Regions from separate parts of the Homo sapiens genome. Here region 1 is linked to region 2. A link is an interaction called in ENCODE POLR2A ChIA-PET data of the cell type or tissue named here. Cell type or tissue: GM12878. All regions are shown on one strand. Links, peaks and the distances in the headings refer to the core of each region. The heading gives the core; the rest is flanking DNA. Region 1 has its middle 4.8 kb from the start of LRRK1-AS1. Region 2 overlaps CHSY1 (chondroitin sulfate synthase 1).

What was found. Peaks named below come from ENCODE experiments on the same cell type or tissue, not always from the same donor. Only the 100,000 strongest peaks of a DNase experiment are listed, where the experiment ranks them.
Region 1: POLR2A ChIA-PET joins it to region 2 with 5 read pairs; 12 of 35 experiments call an interaction of 5 or more read pairs at or near these places.

The regions. Positions count from the first base shown.
Region 1 is chr15:101,155,201-101,158,117 of GRCh38, forward strand. No RefSeq gene overlaps it. Among named protein-coding and RNA genes, the nearest start is that of LRRK1-AS1, 4.8 kb to the left of the region's middle. RefSeq lists an enhancer at 1,927-2,026. In GM12878, for the core only: no CTCF peak of the experiment used is centred there; a DNase peak (open chromatin) is centred at 1,561; H3K27ac peaks cover 323 bases.
Region 2 is chr15:101,243,734-101,246,650 of GRCh38, forward strand. All of the region lies in intron 1 of CHSY1 (chondroitin sulfate synthase 1), which reads right to left. Among named protein-coding and RNA genes, the nearest start is that of CHSY1, 6.9 kb to the right of the region's middle. In GM12878, for the core only: no CTCF peak of the experiment used is centred there; no DNase peak of the experiment used is centred there; H3K4me3 peaks cover 1,897 bases; H3K27ac peaks cover 323 bases.

The sequences.
Region 1 (2,917 bases), core at 142-2,641, 89 kb before region 2:
GAGCCATTGCGCCCGGCCTGTTGCTGAGGTTCTTTATGGGGGTTTGTGTTTTGTTTTTGTTTCTGTGATGAGAGATACAGAGCACAGAATGTATCACCGTAACTACTTCTTCAGCTGTGCGGAGCCGTGGCCTTGAAGTCCACGCAGGCTGTTGTGCTACCGTCACCAGCAGCATTCCGGACAGAGCCCTTTCATCTCACCCAGCTGAAACCCCGGGCCCGTCAAACACCAAAGCCCCACGCCTCCCCCAGCCCCGGGCAGCCTCCACTCTACATCTGTCTCTGGGACTCCGACTACTCCAGTGGAGTCACACACTATTTGTCCTTCACGCCTGGCTTTTCTCCCTCAGCACAACGTCCTCCAGGTCCGTTCACGTGGTAGCGCGCGTCAGAATCTCCTTCCCGTGTAAGGCTGAATACTATTGCGTTATATGTATCACTGCATTTTGCTTGTTCTTCCATCAAAGCTGGGTTTTTTGGCTGGGCGCGGTGGCTCACGCCTGCAATCCCAGCACTTTGGGAGGCCAAGGTGGGTGGATCATGAGGTCAGGAGTTCAAGACCAGGCCTGGCCAACATGGCGAAACCCTGTCTCGACTAAAAATACAAAAATTAGTCTGGCATGGTGGCACATGCCCGTAATCCCAGCTACTTGGGAAGCTGAGGCAGGAGAATCTTTTGAACCCGGGAGGCGGAGGTTGCAGTGAACACAGATCACGCCACTGCACTCCAGCCTGGGCGACAGAGCGAGACCTTGTCTAAAACCAACAACAACAACAACAAAGCTGGGCTTTTTAAATGTGTTTCTGTGGACTTTCCTCCCCTCTGACACGTCCCAGTGCCTGACCACTGTTTTCCTCTTACCTCACAATAAAGTCTTGAAGAAGGTGCAAGACCAAGAAATAGAATAATGTGAATATGTGTTTGCGGGGCCAGGTGAGACAAAGGGGAGAAGGGAGGGTGGAAATCAGCAGGGGGGAGGAGGTGGGAGCCGGAGTCAGTCATCAGGTGAGCAGCATGGAGGTGGGTGGGGGACCTGGCAGGGCCACGGGTGGATTCTCCAGTGACCTGGGCCTGCAGACTACCCACTGCCCGACAGTCTTGGACACCTGGAGGGGGCTGGGGTAAAGGCAAGACCTTGCCCCTAATTGAGGGTACCAGAACCAACAAACCGGGGAATTTCTTGGGAGTCTCCCTAAGAAGAAAGGACATGTGGCCACTATTAGACGCTCACATATCTGTGGTCAAAACCTCTGGCCAACAGCAGGTGGGTTCACTGGAAAAGACAGTTAAAGTGGGCATCGTAAAATAAAACCTCTGATAGTGTAAAGCTTTTAACTGGAAACACACTTAGTGCCTACACGTGGAGGTAGGTTTGAGGCCCAGGAATGCTGGGAAGGAGCCACTCCGCGGGACTCCACATCAGCATTTTTGCATAAATCATTTCCGTAATGTCTATTCACGACTTCCAGCTTGCTTCTCTTTAAGGCGGAACCAGAATTTAAAGACTCGTGTGACGCGAGCAACCTGAGGCTCCCCTGGGACTGGGCTTCCCCGGACTTGCACAGCTGTCTTGCCGCCATCTGATCTGACAATGATTTTTGTAAAATGACTCAGCTTGAGAAAGGTTTCCAAGGCATTCACTTATATGTCTTAGAAACACCAATTCATTCTTATTACCCTCATATCTCATTGGTTTACACTAAATTTAATTAGATGACATCACTATTATAGCAAGTGCAACGGGCAAGAGCAAGCTTAGGAGTAAACCCACGGACCGTCGGGGGTGGCTCGGCGTGCTCTGCAGGTGAGCTGGTGAAGAAGTGTTTGTCACGGCCTGTGCACAGCTGTACAGGTTACCAAACGAGGATTGCTCTCAATAACAACTTTCGATAAATTTAAATCTTACCATTGTTCTTTGTTTGTTTGTTTTTCTTTTTTGAGACGGAGTCTCACTCTGTCTCCCAGGCTGGAGTGCAGTGGCGTGATCTCAGCTCACTGCAACCTCCGCCTCTTGGGTTCAAACGATTCTCCTGCCTCAGCCTCCCGAGTAGCTGGGACTACAGGTGCCCGCCACCACGCCCGGCTAAGTTTTTGTATTTTTAATAGATACAGGGTTTCACCATGTTAGCCAGGATAGTCTCGATCTCCTGACCTCGTGATCCATCCGCCTCAGCTTCCCAAAGTGCTGGGATTACAGGCGTGAGCCACCGCGCCCAGCCTGGTTTTTGTTTTGTTTTTGTTTGTTTGTTTGTCTTTTAAAGCAAACCACATAAAAGGATTTACACCAAAAAGTCAGTCTCTCCCATCCATGGCCCAGTTCCTTTCCCAAAGGCACTCAACCGCAGCCACGGGTTCCATGCAGACCGTGTAGAGAATCATAGATGTCAACACCACCTTAGCATGGTGTCGTAAGTATTTTTTCTGAAGCCATTCCTTGCTTGGAGGAGAAGGGAGCATTTTATTTTCTGCTTCTCCACGGGGTTCCCCCAGCATCCTGAGATCACCTCCAATGCTGTGCTGGCATCTGATACAGTTCTGGGTTTCCCATGAGACCAGGAGTCCTGGGGGCAGCAGCTTGGTCTTATCCATCTTTGTTCCCCAGCTCCAAGCACAAGGAAGGTGCTCAGGAGGGGGCAGCACTGGAGGGAGCCAGGCATGTGGGTAACCGGGGTGAAATGAGGGGTGCTAGCCCCCCAGGTCCCCAGAGGCGTGGGGACTCCTTAGCATCAGCACCAAGTATGGCCCAGAGCCTGGTGCAGCAAGGGCTCAGGCACGGGGACTCCCCAGCGCCAAGTGTGGCCCAGTGCCTGGCGCTGCGAGGGCTCAGGCTGAGGCCCCCAGGCCTTATGACCCTGCTCTCCACCAGCCAGGGAGAGAGGAAGGCCCTGAGGTGACCCAGACTGGAAAATGCAGCATT
Region 2 (2,917 bases), core at 128-2,627:
CCGGTCAAGGACAACTTTGCAGTGCTTGGGCTGGATTTAACTGAAGGCCAGACAACTTGATTCCAGTGTTAGCTTCTGAGGCCACATTCTGTGTCTGGATCCGTGTGCGCCTCTAAATTGTGCCCAATTACCTGCAGACACTGCCATCAGTTACCAAACACGCCGAGCAAAGTGTAACAGTCTTTGCGCCTATGGTCCACCTAGAAAACCACAATTTCAATGGCCTCAACACCTACAGTCAATAATCCTCAGGCTTTTGGTTTACAGGCATCAACTTGACACCACATCAGAGCAGACTGGACCTTATTTGTAATCATCCAGAAAATGTATTTGTCTACAGAAAAAATGCTGCAGCTATAAATGCTTCAGAGATGACACTGAATTCAGGTGAGAAGATGGACAGCTTTTATGCTTGTAAACTGTAGCTAGGTTTTCTTGTTCACCCAATGCCATCCGGAACCAGAAGCCAAAAAGGCCTCAACAACAGGTGGAAGCACTGAGTATTTACATTAAGATACAAAAGCTGAGGCCCCTGCACTGAAAATGCTGCCACCAGATCCTCCCCAATGTCACCTGGAAGCGTGAAGTTACAGTAACTGAGGAAAACGGTTGTGACACTAACCAAGTAAATGTGTGCTAAGCTAATTCTGTCACTTCAGGACAGAATTAATGGTAACTGACTGAAACGAGAACGGGCTGCAGCTCTGTGCCTAGCGGACCTCCACACCAGCAGCCTAACGTGCTCAAAATGGAATGCAGTTTCTCTTAGAGCTGACATCTTTTTGTGGTTTTACTGTAGCTTTATTACAAAATAACTGCTTACTGTAGAAAAACCAGAATATATAGAAAAGAGCTAAGAAGAATATAAAAGATCACTTGGCATCACAGTGAGTACATCCTTTGATGTTTCCTTTTCTATGCTACACAAACATACACTTTTGTTTTACTTTAAACACAGAAGGGCTTTGTACTGGCCATACTGTTTTACAGTTTACTTTCACTTAAGTATATTCTGAACCTCTCCTCATGTCAATAAAAGTATTTCAGCCACACCATTTTTACTTGTTAGAGATGCAGACCACAGTATGGATGAATCAGTTAAGTCAATTTTGGTCCTTATCTCCTAAAGCAGGACACCTAAAATACCTGAAATTTCCACTTCATATGTACACATTTAAGCACACCTTTAAAATTCCTTTGGAAAAAATTCTAGAGCAATTGCCAGACCTCAAGAGAGCTGCATTTTAGACTTCTTGATAAATGCTACCCAAGCGTCCCTCAACAGGTACCGGTCCTGTCCAGCTCTAGCTAGGTACCGGTACTTGACCAACTCTAGCCACCCTCTGCAGCAGCAACACCGCTGGGCTGATCTTCCAAAACACACATCCCATCAGGCTACTGTCCTGCCGAAATGTCACCAATAGCTCTGGACAGCAACCACACAAAGCCTGGCACGCAGACCTTCCCTCCATGTCCCTGCCCACCACTCTACCACCCACAGCCTACACCTAGCCCCAAAGAGCTGGCCTTTCCCATCGCTCCTTCACTAACTCCTGCCATTTCATGTTGTAGGAAACCTGTAGTTGTCTCTGCCTCAAAAACACCTCTTCATCTTCCAAGACTCAGCTAGTGGGTAAAAAAAGGGTGGGAGTGTGGGTGAGACATTTCTTGATCCATCACCCACTGGGTGTAAGCCTCTTTCTTCTGCTCCCCCACAGTGATTAGTTCACGCACCCTGACAGCCCTCATCAACCAATACCATCGCTCGTTTCCTTCTGAGACAATGAACTCTGCAGAGACTAGGGCCCTGTATTTGGAATCTACTGTTAATAAAGAGCAGCTTAGTTAACAGACAGGGGAACGTGAAGCTGCCGGTGCAATGGAAACAGTCACGCACAATCCGCTATTGACAGCCACATCTATCCCTGGAATCAATCCGCTATTGACAGCCACAGCCATCCCTGGAAATCCCTGGAATATTGTTTGAGCGCTTCAAGATCTTGAACCTGACATAAAAAACTACACTCATTTTCAGAGCCACATGGTTCCCTAGTCTCCTACAGGAAATTCACGATCTGAAATGACTTGGTGCTCCAAAAGTTCACTTACAGGTTGATTATTTGGATTTTACATGGAAAAGCCTTCTGTATAAATGTTTGCCAAGTTGAATTCTATCTAAGAAAGTGAGGACTGCTCTGAACTGTTTCAAGATAAACATGGTTTACTTAGCTCAAGAAATAAGGAAATGAATTCAGATTTATAAGATAGGAGGATCTCATTAAGGTTGGTAGAGGAACAGTCCGTCTTCATTTAAGGCATTAGGAAGAGATCATTCACTGATAATAGTATCCTGAAATCAGATTCCTATATCTCTAGGTAATGCTTCTCAAACTTTCTTCCCACAGTCCCCTACAGACTGATGCTAATCTGTAATGGTGCCCTTGTTCAATCTTGGCGCAAAGAAGGGAAACCATCCACCTCTTTCTTCTGACAACATAAAAAAAGAACAAAACTATTCCCCATCTTCAGCCCAGAGAGGGTAAGAACCAAAACAAACAAAAGGTGTTGGATTAGCTCAAGGTTCTGGGCATAAAAATGGACGAATAAGCAAAATACGTGTGGCTTTTTTTTTTTTTTAATCAAAACGTTGATTAAAAAAATCTAAATAGCACAGAAACTCTCTCAGCAAGAAAAGGTAAGTGTAGCCAAGAAATGTTTGAAGCAGATGAATAACAAAGGGGAACTTGTCCACCGGATATTAAAATATTATTCAACCTCCAATAATTTCAATGGGTGGTACTGGCACAAGAACAGACAGAAAGTTCAACGGAACAAAACATGAAGTCCAGAAACATACCCAAGAATTCTGAGCATGACGAAGATGGCATTTCAAACTGGTAGGGAAATGAGAACTTAG